2 separate regions of the Homo sapiens genome follow, and region 1 is linked to region 2. A link is a contact called in ENCODE Hi-C or POLR2A ChIA-PET data. All regions are on one chromosome and are shown on one strand. The core of a region is the stretch at or near the end of the contact, and the rest is flanking DNA. Distances in the headings are between cores, read along the strand shown.

What was found. Hi-C counts contacts between places; a loop is a spot of excess contacts on that map. ChIA-PET counts read pairs that join two places held with the same protein, here RNA polymerase II (POLR2A). Pooled maps may share reads with other maps.
Region 1: a loop to region 2 is called in a map of naive thymus-derived CD4-positive, alpha-beta T cell, with 6 times the contacts of the local background. The contact joins two enhancer-like sites. A Hi-C loop is called at or near these places in 6 of 168 maps with a recorded cell type or tissue (CD4-positive, alpha-beta memory T cell, CD8-positive, alpha-beta T cell, IMR-90 and 2 more), 3 of 37 single-sample maps with no recorded cell type and 15 of 50 pooled maps. POLR2A ChIA-PET finds 5 or more read pairs at or near these places in 1 of 52 experiments (PC-3).

Annotation. Positions count from the first base shown.
Region 1 is chr21:15,825,793-15,831,608 of GRCh38, reverse strand. It overlaps USP25 (ubiquitin specific peptidase 25), which reads right to left. Exons shown (of 26, transcript NM_001283041.3): 13 at 5,244-5,405; 14 at 4,406-4,632; 15 at 1,008-1,078; 16 at 1-208. Among named protein-coding and RNA genes, the nearest start is that of USP25, 99 kb to the right of the region's middle. Within about 2 kb of position 4,475, at least 4 of the 41 ENCODE cell types and tissues checked have a DNase peak (open chromatin) inside an H3K27ac peak, as active enhancers do.
Region 2 is chr21:15,511,230-15,517,033 of GRCh38, reverse strand. No RefSeq gene overlaps it. Among named protein-coding and RNA genes, the nearest start is that of USP25, 220 kb to the left of the region's middle. Within about 2 kb of position 2,718, at least 6 of the 41 ENCODE cell types and tissues checked have a DNase peak (open chromatin) inside an H3K27ac peak, as active enhancers do.

The sequences.
Region 1 (5,816 bases), core at 3,226-5,725, 310 kb before region 2:
TATCATTTATGTACATTAAACAGTATGCACTGGCATTTCTATAACCACCAAAAGAGTCCCTCACTAGCTCTTCCCATGATGATTTTGTCACAGCAATATCATTGTACTTCATCCATCTGCTTTCACGATGATCAAAAATATATGCCCAGTAGTGCCCAGCATTAGCTTGGCCTTCGTGAACTAAAACGGCATGTAATCGATAAGGAACCTAAATGTGAAAAAAAGAAGAGTTAAACTGCAATTATGTAGTTTACTATATACCACATTCCATGAAACCCACAAACAACCTGTTTGGAGAAAACCATAAGAGCATTTTTTTTTTTAAATGAGAGAGAACTGGCTGGGCTTAAAAGTTTGAAAAAAACTAAACTATAAAACTTTAAAAAGACGGAATCTGAATAAGCTAAAGATATGCAAAGTTGATAGATTAAAAAGATGATTTTTGAAAAACTAAAAATGTATTTATTGTGTACATACTCATTGGCCTAATTGTTTATTTGAATAAAAAGCTTATAGTGGGCAGTTTTACATATAGCAAATGTGTCTACATCTTCAGAATTCTAAATTGACGGTTAACAAAATAGATTATATGATATACACCAGAAGTTAAAATGTAATGGAGTCCTTAAGTTTCTTCCCAAATCTTAATATCCTTTAACAACCATAGATTTTCTCCCATAAGACTTTTTAAAGATGCTATAGCCTTTTGAAAAACTTTGGTAGATTTTACTGTAAAATAGTAAGGGTACACAACACATACGGTGTGAAAATACAACTGAATGGGGAAAACTTGTCATGAATTTTGTTATAAATTTGTTATAAAAGTTTCCCCATTCAGATGAACTGTCACATTGTACATATTGCAAGCCCTTATTATTTTACAATAAGATTTGCCAAAATTTTAAAACAAAACATGTAAAGAAAAATTAGATTAAGATAATGTAAAGGTAAATTAAAATATATGTAAATAATTTTGACAATGATTACTAGCTCAAAATTTCACTTACTTGTATCATAGATTTGTCAGAGTACATTAATTCAATTGTTCGATGGATTCTGGATATGCTTTCCTGCAAATCTAAGGATATAAGGTGTCATTTAATGATTAACAGCAAATGTGTTTCTACTTATAAGATAAGGACTAATGTTTTTCCTACAAACATGTTAGAGGAATAGGAAAATTTTCCTAAAACTTTTCTTAAAAAACATTACCATTTGAAATCTGTAGAAAATGAATTATAGTTATTCTTAATAAAAGACACAGTACAAATGCATACTTTAAAAACAACACAAATATGATTTATCTAGAAAATGTGCAGAGCCAATAAAAGTGAATTTTGTTCAAATCTATAAAGGAGAGTTTCAATGAAAATGAAAGCTAAGCTTCCTTACATATTGCTATAACACAAGTAAACTTAAGAACAAAGTAAAACATGTTCACCACATATCTTGTACACACACATAACTGAATAAAAATCGACTATAATCACCAGTGAAAATAAAATTATGGCACTCCCATGACAATTATTTCTACTTCTAGTAGAAAATAATCCTACAAAATTGTTCAGATAGGGATGTTCACAGTCATATTGTCCACAATAATTTTTAAAAAAGAGATAACCTAAATATCTGTCAATAAGGAAACGGTTAGATTGTAACCACATCATATTGTGAAGCTGCTGAACCAATCAGGAAGAAACCTTGAAAAACTATAAAAGAAACTGGCTAACTTTAGAGTGGGGAAAGACCTGTCTTAAGCCTGTCAGAAAACTAGTAACCTTATAGGAAAAGATAAGATCCTCCCTGCCCAACACTTTAAAAAATCTACATTATAAAAAGAAAACAAAACCAACATAAAATCAAATGAAAAACTGGGAAAATAATATCTGCAGCATATGTGATATTATAGGTAAAGTGTTAATATCCACAATACATTAAACTTTCTATTAAGTAATAAGAAAAATACAAATAGCTCAATACTTAAAAAATGGGCAAATGTCACAAACAAGAAATTTACAGAACAATATAAATATCCAACTTCACTCGAAGCTAAGGGAATGCAAATCAAAACACTAAAATACCAGTTTTTCAATTGTGAAAAACTACTAAAAAGTGTCCAGGGCTAGGGAGGATACTGGGAGACAGGCTCTCTCACACAGTGGGAATGCAAACTGGTTTAATGTTTTGGAGTGACAATTTTAAAACAGTCGTCAAAATTTAAAATATACACACTCTGAACCAGAAATGGTGGACATAAGGAAACAACAGATATTGGGGCCTACATTAGGGTGGAGGGTGGGAGCAGGGTGAGGATGGAAAAACCACCTATCAGGTACTGTGCTTATTACCTGCATGATGAAATAATCTTACACCAAACCCCCAAGACATGTAATTTACCTTTATAGCAAACCTGCACATGTACCCCTGAACATAAAAAAGAACATATCCTACTTACAGAAGTGTATAAATATGTATATCGAAGACCAGCACTATTTAGGAAATATCAATATGGGAATTAAATGAATTACATCATACCCGTGTGTTGGAATATTACACAATAGTTTACAAAATAATGCTAACTGCTAACATCAATATGGATGAAAGAAAGAAAAAAAATATCCTGAGGAAAACCTTCTTTCCTGATCCATAGTATTACATATAAAAATCTTAACAGCCAGGCATGGTGGCTCACGCCTGTAATCCCAGCACTTTGGGAGGCTGAGGTGGGCGGATAACAAGGTCAAGAGATTGAGACCACCCTGGCCAACATGGTGAAACCCCATCTCTACTAAAAATACAAAAATTAGTTGGGTGTGGTGGCACACAACTGTAATCCCAGCTACTTGGGAGGCTGAGGCAGGAGAATCGCTTGAACCTGGGAGGCAGAGGCTGGAGTGAGCCCGAGTTCATGCCACTGCACTCCAGCCTGGTGACAGAGCGAGACTCCGTCTCAAAAAAGCTCTTCAAACTTAAAATGGCCAAAAGAGAACTCATCATATTTCTCTTTCCTCCCCTGAGTGGGAACCTCTTTGCCCACTGCTTTACCTTTTTTCCAAAATACATTCTATTTGGTTATTCATACCATTATGAACTGAGAGAATCATTCGATTCGTCCCTCTCTCTTACCTCTAGCCAATGACCCACATCTGTCAGTTGTCTCCAAAGAGTATTTTAAGTACATTCACTTCTTCCCTCCCTCAATGCCACTACTTAGGTGTCAAAAGCTTCCTAGCTTCCACTCCTCTGAATGTAATCTTTTAAAAACAACCTGCCATGAGGAGTAGAAAATTACCCAACGCCTAATATAGTGCTTCATCAACACTATTTGCTTGATTAATGTTTGTTAATGAGTTCAAATATTTTTAAAAATTCCCTCTTATTTGAAAAATACTAAAGAAAATCTTGACAGCTACTAATGCTGTTAGTCACCATCATACCTTATGTACTTCTTACTAAATTAGGGCCATTCTTTTTCAAATATTGTCTATAAAGAGTTAAGTTGGTCATATAATATCCAACAATCAATATTGTTCAATATAATTCCAACCATGTCACATAGTTCATTTTTTTCAAAAATCAATAAATCAGCATAAAATTGGGGAATGATAATAGGGAATTATATTTTCACATTTAAGGAAAAAAATGTAATAAAATCTACCATAATCCATTTTTTTAAGTACACTTTAACAGCAGCAAAGTAGGAAAGAGAAAAGTTCAGAATAACTTATTCTGAAAAAAAAGAAAAAATAGAATAGAAAAGAATAAAAGAGAGTTCCTTCCAAGAAAGGACAGATGGCAACTTGACACACACACACACACACACACACACACACACACACACACGCACACGCACACAAGTGCACACACCCCACCCAGAGCACTGTCCTTATTTTTCTTATTTTGCTGCATGCCAGTAAAAACTCTGTTACAGACTAGTAATGGGATCATAGATACTCATAAATCTGTTAGAGCTATTAAAAATTAAAATTCACATTTCTAATTCTTAAGCCCAAAGAAAATTTTTTAATCACCGGAACTCCCTGTGCAAACTTAGATTTAGTACCTAATTGATATGTACAAACATTGATATTGTATGACATTTCTCCAATGGAGTAACTGTGAATACCAGTTTGATATAAATTTAGAGCAGCAAACTAGAAAATCAGGCCATCTGCTATGTCATTAATCAGCTAAGCAATCCAGGGAAAATCTTTTGGTCCCTGTGAACCTGATATTGAGATTATAAAAATGGGGAGCCAAACTAGTTTATCTTAAAACCCTTTCTGGAAAAGAAAAATGACTATAATATTTAAATATAAAATCCAGACGTGATTTCCCTTCTCAATATTAACATTACACATATCCATCTGAGGTGACAGTAACCATGCTATGAGACACTTCTTACCTCTGGTGTCATTTTCTATTTCTGTCCTCCAGCGATGTAAACAACTTTCCAGCACAGAAAGTTCTTCCTCCGTTATGTGCCTTGGTGCCGGATGCATGGGCAAATCTGGAGGTATCCGGGACTGAGTAAATGGTTTGTGTATTACTGATCTCGATGAAATGGCAGCAACTGATGAAGGTGATGTGCTTGGCAGTTCTGAAGATAGGGCTCCCTGTTGTTCTGTTGTGCTGTATCAAAGCATAGAGTATTTCTTATTAACCTTTCAAGCTGAAACTCTTGACAAAGATCGTGCCAAACCCACAGTATTAAATTGGCTTGTAATTCAAAAGAAAAAATCTTAAAGAAATATGTGGATTGATCTAACATCCAAATGAGATTTTTAATACATAAGAACTAAATTATTATAAGATGAAGTTGTAGCTTTAGAGTTAAAACAGCTTAATCATATTTATTTCTAAAAAACAAGAAAATCTTACGCATGGTGATATTATTTTCCCTGGCTTATCAGCTTACATTACAGAAACAAATTCTAATTTGATAGTACTATTTTTATGGATCATAAAATGCTGAATCTTATATATGTACATACCAAAACATGCTAAAGTATAATTCTGAACTGAAAAAAAATGTGATTAAAATTTTAATCCATAACCATAAAATCTACTGAAATAATAAAAAAACTCCCAGAGGACATACAGTCTTCTAAGTGAATCTACTCTTAGGAGTTCACTGAAGTAAATCAAAGCATACATTTTATAGAAACTGTCTTTAAAGGCAGCAGTTACATTATTGTGTAATAAAGGTAACAACTGTCTCTTGCATCAGGATTACTTTTTACCTTGGTAATGTCTGTGATGGTATGGAACCACTAGGTGGGGAACTAGCGTCAATATCGTCAACAGGAGAAGTGCAAACAGGTTTACTTGAGGCAAATTCCAATGCATACTGAAGAACATCTACCAAGGGGAATCGTTTGGGACCGGAACCATAGCTTAAATATCTGTTAATCATAAAATGTACAAATGCTTTTATTTCTATATACAGCATATTTGGGCCTTTATTATTATTATAAAACGTGATACGATACTTCAATAAAACTTCCTCAGCAATAAAATTCATTTGCTTTAAAACGAAGATGGTAAAACTGAATATACACTTAAGAAAAACATTAAAAGTTCCCCAAAGACAGGAAACCAAGGCCGATTGGGACTGAATGTGAGTATATACTGTTATAATCTGTAAATGCTGTTCTAAATTGTAACTCAATAGGAAGATGAAAACTGACATCTCCTGAGACTGTTTTTATTTTTAGATCTGGCATCTGGTCTCATGATCAAGACAGTGATGTGTACTATCCTCCTATCTTTTACCACTAATCATGTTTCAATATGATTATTCATACTTTTTAAGA
Region 2 (5,804 bases), core at 1,469-3,968:
ATTTGTTTTTCTGTCTAACTAAATAGTCATATTATTTCAGGAAGAAGCTTCTAGAGGCTATCTCCTTAATAGGATTTAAATATTGTTACACAGTATATGAAAGCCTCTCTAGTTTACTCAGTTTGTCACTGAGTGTATTTCTTTTTAATATTTTTATTAAAGTATAGCTTACATTAATTGTAATTGTATAGCTTGATGGAAATTTACGTAGTTTACACTAATGTAACCAACACCTTGATGAAGGTGTATAAATTTCCAGCATACCAGAAGTTATGCATTTTGCAATTTTTCTGAACTTCAGAGAATAATGGGTAATAATGGACTTTGCCCAACTCCTAAGCATTGTGAAGTCAAATAAAGTAAATTAAAATGCCATTGGGAAACTACCCAAAGAGAAAGCTTAGCATCAGTAGTAGTAAAAATTATGTAAGATTTCCCTTAACCTGGAGATCATTCTGTCATACTTTGTCCTTCCTATTGTATATAAACTCACAAAAACTGATGGCTTAGCTCTCAGCAGATTAAATATTTCAAAGTTAGTTTTTCAAAAGCAAATTTGAAAATAATGTTTAAGCAGTCAAAAGTATTTCCATGGCATGGTTCATTAATGTTTCATCTATACTTACTTAAGTGTAAGCAGTTTAAATTATGTAATTACTGCTTCTCCTTTACTCATGCCAAATTATATGTATGTTTGTATCTGTATTAAAAACCATTGCCAAACTATGTAATATGATCAGCATCTACTGGTGACAAACCAAGCAATAGGCTCGTATGGTTTATTCAGCTTAAAAGAAAAATAAAACAAAACAAAGCAAAACAAAGTAATTGTTGATATTTTCTTTAGGCGTTACTAGGATATTACAACAGGATTTTTTGTTTCTGGTTTTATTTTTCCTAAAAGTTAATTGTCAGCATTAACACATTTTTTTAACATTCTCTAAAGAGTACATACATAACCAGAAAAATCAGCAGATTTGAAACAATAGAAAAATGTACAATTTTTTCAATGATTGATGGATTTAGTTGGATTATTGGCATTAATTTTCTTTTTCTTTTTTTATGTCATATGAAGTATTTATTAGGCAGTTATACATATTGTTATGATAGGAGGAGTAATGTACATTGAGTATTATTGGCATTAATTTTCTACTCATATGTATTCAGTCTTTCACATATATAAATATACATGCCTACTATATTTTTTATATTTCTATTATTATGATATATTATTTTAACTCTCTGTAAGGACAAGTATCACTTTGACTGCAACAGAACTTTCACCTCTTTGTTGGGCTTTAGCTAATATTCCTAGGACAGTCACAAATATAGCTCCAGAGAGTTACGGGTAACTCCAAGAGATAAATTGTTGTGTCTGCAGCCCAAGCTAGGAAACAGGTTGCCCATGGTGAGATTTATTGACTTCAACTTTCGTTTTTTAAAGTAACTAAATTAAACTAACATTGACTCTGAGTGTCCTGAGACATTTAAAACAATGTATACGTTTAGGAAAGGATTATTGTTGTGACAATCGTAGTAAATGTGATGGTTTTGGAACTGAATAGTTTCATTGCTCTGGGGCTATCTTTGATAACTCAAGTAAAGAGAATAATATTTGCTGAAAAGTTATAGATAGGAATTTAGTGTCTATGAGAGTTGAGGGAGAGGTAGGAGCCGATTAATAGCATTAGTTTGAGTGGCATAGCCAGGATATTTGAAACATCCTCCTCAGAGTTCTTTTAATACTCTTCAGGCCTGACCTGAACACACAGTACTTGTCCATCTGCAAAAATGCAGATTGTTAATCTTTGCCGAACCCTTTCCAGTTACTGAAGAGAAACGTCCAAAAAGTATAGTGATGCCCCAATTATTTAAACAGATTGAAAATGATTTTGGAATTTAGACTTCCTAATATAATTATTTAAAATGTTAAAACAGATTATAATGTCATAGATAGACTATCAATCACTGTCACGGTCATTATGTTTAAAAAATCCTTATTGTGATAGAGAAGTATAATTAAGTGTTTACAGGTAAAACGTTCCAGTGATTGAGACTTGCTTTAAACATCGGTGTTTGGGGAATACATGAAATGAAACTGTCAAGATATTGGCACATGGGGCTCATTACTTATTGTCTCTACTTTTGAGTAGGTTGGACAAATTCCATAATAAAAATGTGAGGAAGTCAACGGTGATGATATGGATACTAGCACATTTGGGTTCTAGATAGAATGGAAACATTAACTAGTGGATAATCTCACAAGAGATGAATTATTTTGGTATATTGTGCTGTTTACATTTATGAAATAGGGAAATAGCAGCTAAAATGCCTTTCATAAGATCTCAGAGAGTTAGGTGGAGGACGCTGTCTTTCCCAGTGTTGATCAATACGTGTTGAGCAGCCTTACGTGTTGACAGAAGAGTGGACCCTGATCCTGCTAATGTAAATAAAGTCCATTGCAGTCCAGGGAGGAAAATATTCACACAAACAGATAATTACAATACAATGTCATAAATGCAAAGGAAGGCCATAGCATGTTTGAAGTGGTGATAACCACAGGAGCAATAGCATGAAGAACAGGAAATACATGCACTGCTGAAAAAGAAACAAGCAGTTGAGTGTTGCTAGAGTTTCAAGCGTAAGGTAGGAGGAAATGAGAATGATGGAGGCGGGGCAGGCAGAGATCTTTATTCTGCAGATGGTTCAGATAACATCAGAGTCAGGGAAGACAGAAGTCTGTGGCAGTCAACCAGGCGAGAGATGATGAGGACTTGAACTAGATTCAGATTAGTTTGAGTGGAACTTTCATGGGGAGAAGAGTAGGAAGGAAAGAGGATCTCAGATTAGGGTATTTTTGTAATAGTGGGTTACAACAGCATGTTAAGCGTTCCCTGCTTCTCTCTTCCTCCCCTCTCACATCCCCTTTTTTACCCTTTTCTTGTCCCTCTCTTACCTTTCTCTTTCTTTTGTTGCATCTTGGGCAAATATTTAATTAAAACAATTTTAAAAATAGTAATATATGCTAATGGAACAGAACTCAAAATACAAAAGACACATAATTTAAAATGTCTGTCTTCCTTTTCCCTTGCTTCTCAGCTGCCCAGTTCTCCTCCTTCAGTGGAACCAGCTATTGTTCCTTCCAAGGTTCTTGTGTATTGCTTCAAAGGTACTGCATGCACTTGCAATCACACATAACACACTTGCAAAGACTTTCAAAAATAACTTTCATGGAGACTTTGTGTACATACTTGACAAGTTAATTAGCATGCTAGCTGCACTAGATTAAAATTCTATTAATTAATTTGATGGGTCATTTGATTATATAGCTCTAAAAGGAAGCGCGGGCTTTTTCTTGAAGACAACAATGAACTCATCAAGGATATTCACATGAATAATCTTTGGAAAATGAAAAATATTAAATTAAACTATCTGAGCCCATCTTTTTCTAATGGATCTGAAGACTGTTAATCTAATATCTATCCAGAGTATCGATTAATCTTCATAAAACCTCAGTGAATACTCTTTTTTACTGTTAAAAAAATCTGCTCATGCAACAACATATTACCCTGCTGAAAGGTCTCTATCCTAACTGAGCAATAATTGAGACTCTAAATAAATTTGTTTTAGTTTTTTAAAAAATCAAAGAAAAATCCTTAACCTTTCTTCAGTGGTAGGTTGTGGCACATTCACATAGTGAAGCATTCCAGCTTTTATTTTCACCTTATGTACACTGCAGTGAAACTCTTACTGCAATAATTCACGGAAGAGCAGAATATATGATGCTTTCATAAATAAGTATTAGTGCATTAGTCTTGTCCCAGTCCAAGCCAGATTTTCCTGGCTGCTTATTTCCCCAGGTGGCCAGAATAATACAATCCCTGATATAAAAACTCAACGGCTTCAGATACATATCTGATCAGAAGTAACACTTTCATAATGTTTTTGCATTTCTGTTGGCGAAATATGGTGTAGTGTTTATATAACAGCCATAATAAAATAGCCACATGCATGATTAGAACAACTGTGTCTTAATATGTGGTTGTATTTTACTTTATAAAAAGGATTCCTTAGTAAGCACTTGCTCAAGGAGTAAGTCCTTCAAATACAGAAAAATTTAGACTAAAAATAATGATTATGGCATGTTTGAATGCCAGCTTTTTCCTAATATGATTTTCAGTACTTAGAAGCACGTTGACAGAATTAAAGAGAATATGAATTCCTAAAAATATTAAGAACACTATATCAAATTATACTTTTCCCCCAATAGGAAGCTAGCTAACATTCTCCAGGATGTCATAAGTCTCTTATATTTCAAGCAGATGCACTCCAATTTATTGAGTACCCAAATAATGTTTAATGTTATTTTACAAAATCAGTTTGTTTTTATATGTTGGGTCTGAAATTATGTTATTAAACATAATTTAAATGTTATTCTGAATTATTTAACAATACTCTCTGCATTAATTCTCTAGAATATGTTTATCTGTTTCATTCACTGTTGTATCCCAAAGATTTAGAACATAGTAAGTGCTAAATGATATTTTAAAAATGAACAAACACAGCATTAACTATAACCCATATTTCCATTAGAGTATCTTCTCAATCACCCATTGTACATCTTTTTACAACCTTGATTTTGCTCTTTGCTATTTCAAACTATATAGCATAGGATTAAAAAATAAAATTGAAAAAAATTTTGGCTTCATTAGCTCATTATATTCCAGCTGCAGGAAAGCTAGTATAGAAAAATATTAACATTTTAATGGTTTAATTATTTTCCATACTTCATTTTCCTAGTTCAAGGTGATGGTAAATATGGAAAAAGCTATGGATTCTAAGAAATAAATAAAATAGAAATAGAGATAGAGAGGACTAGACAGCTAGATCATGAGTCACAGGGGCCGAGACATTGGTACTGGGAGGGAGAATCTTGCTTATGTGTCATTAGTAGGCCTTTTAAAACAAGGTGCCCCACACTACTCCATGCATTTCATCATATGCTAATGAAGAGGTGCTTTAATTAGGAAGATAATAAGTGATTCAGAGGGTGAGAAAAGAAAGCAAGGATTCCAAACCATTGGAGCTAAACACATGAAGGGTCAGCTACCGAGTGAGAGAAGGCCTGTGGCACAGGGCAGAGAGCAAGTAAGCTGCATGACACTGCAATAGCAAGGAATGGAAGGCAAGGACAGCGTACTCAATGAGAACTCACACCCACAAGGGTTAGAATATCACAGGGCCATGCTGGGCCTCCACCCTGACCCATAGTATTAAGCCGATTTACCCTCTTTTTATTGTCAGAAGAAAAGCAGATTACCTCAAATTTTGGAATGAGTCACTAAAATAATCTTAAATTTATTATTCACACTATCGGTTTAGTCTTAAAATCTGTAATAGTTTTTTGACATTCCTTAGAGAATCAATGGTCTGTCATTTGATATAGGAGAAAAAACAATAGTCCTGCTCCTAAGGAAACTTTGCCAACACCTTGACTATCAGGACACTGATCATTAGTAAGAGCTGAGCTCGTTTAGAAGAAACAGATGAAAAATGGCATATAAATGTTACATATGACCATAAATCAACAATACAGCATATCTCCTAGGTCTCCTTTTTCATTCTGTTCTTACTCATGCTTTCTTCTCCCAGGCACCCAGAGAAACTATTTGGTGTAAGAAGAGAATACAATATTAAGGCATGATGAATACAAAGAAGATTTCTATTTTTAAGAGGGAGGTATTGACTTTCATCTGCATCTTGATTTAATTTTTGTTCTGGAAAACAAAGGTCTCCATAGGAAT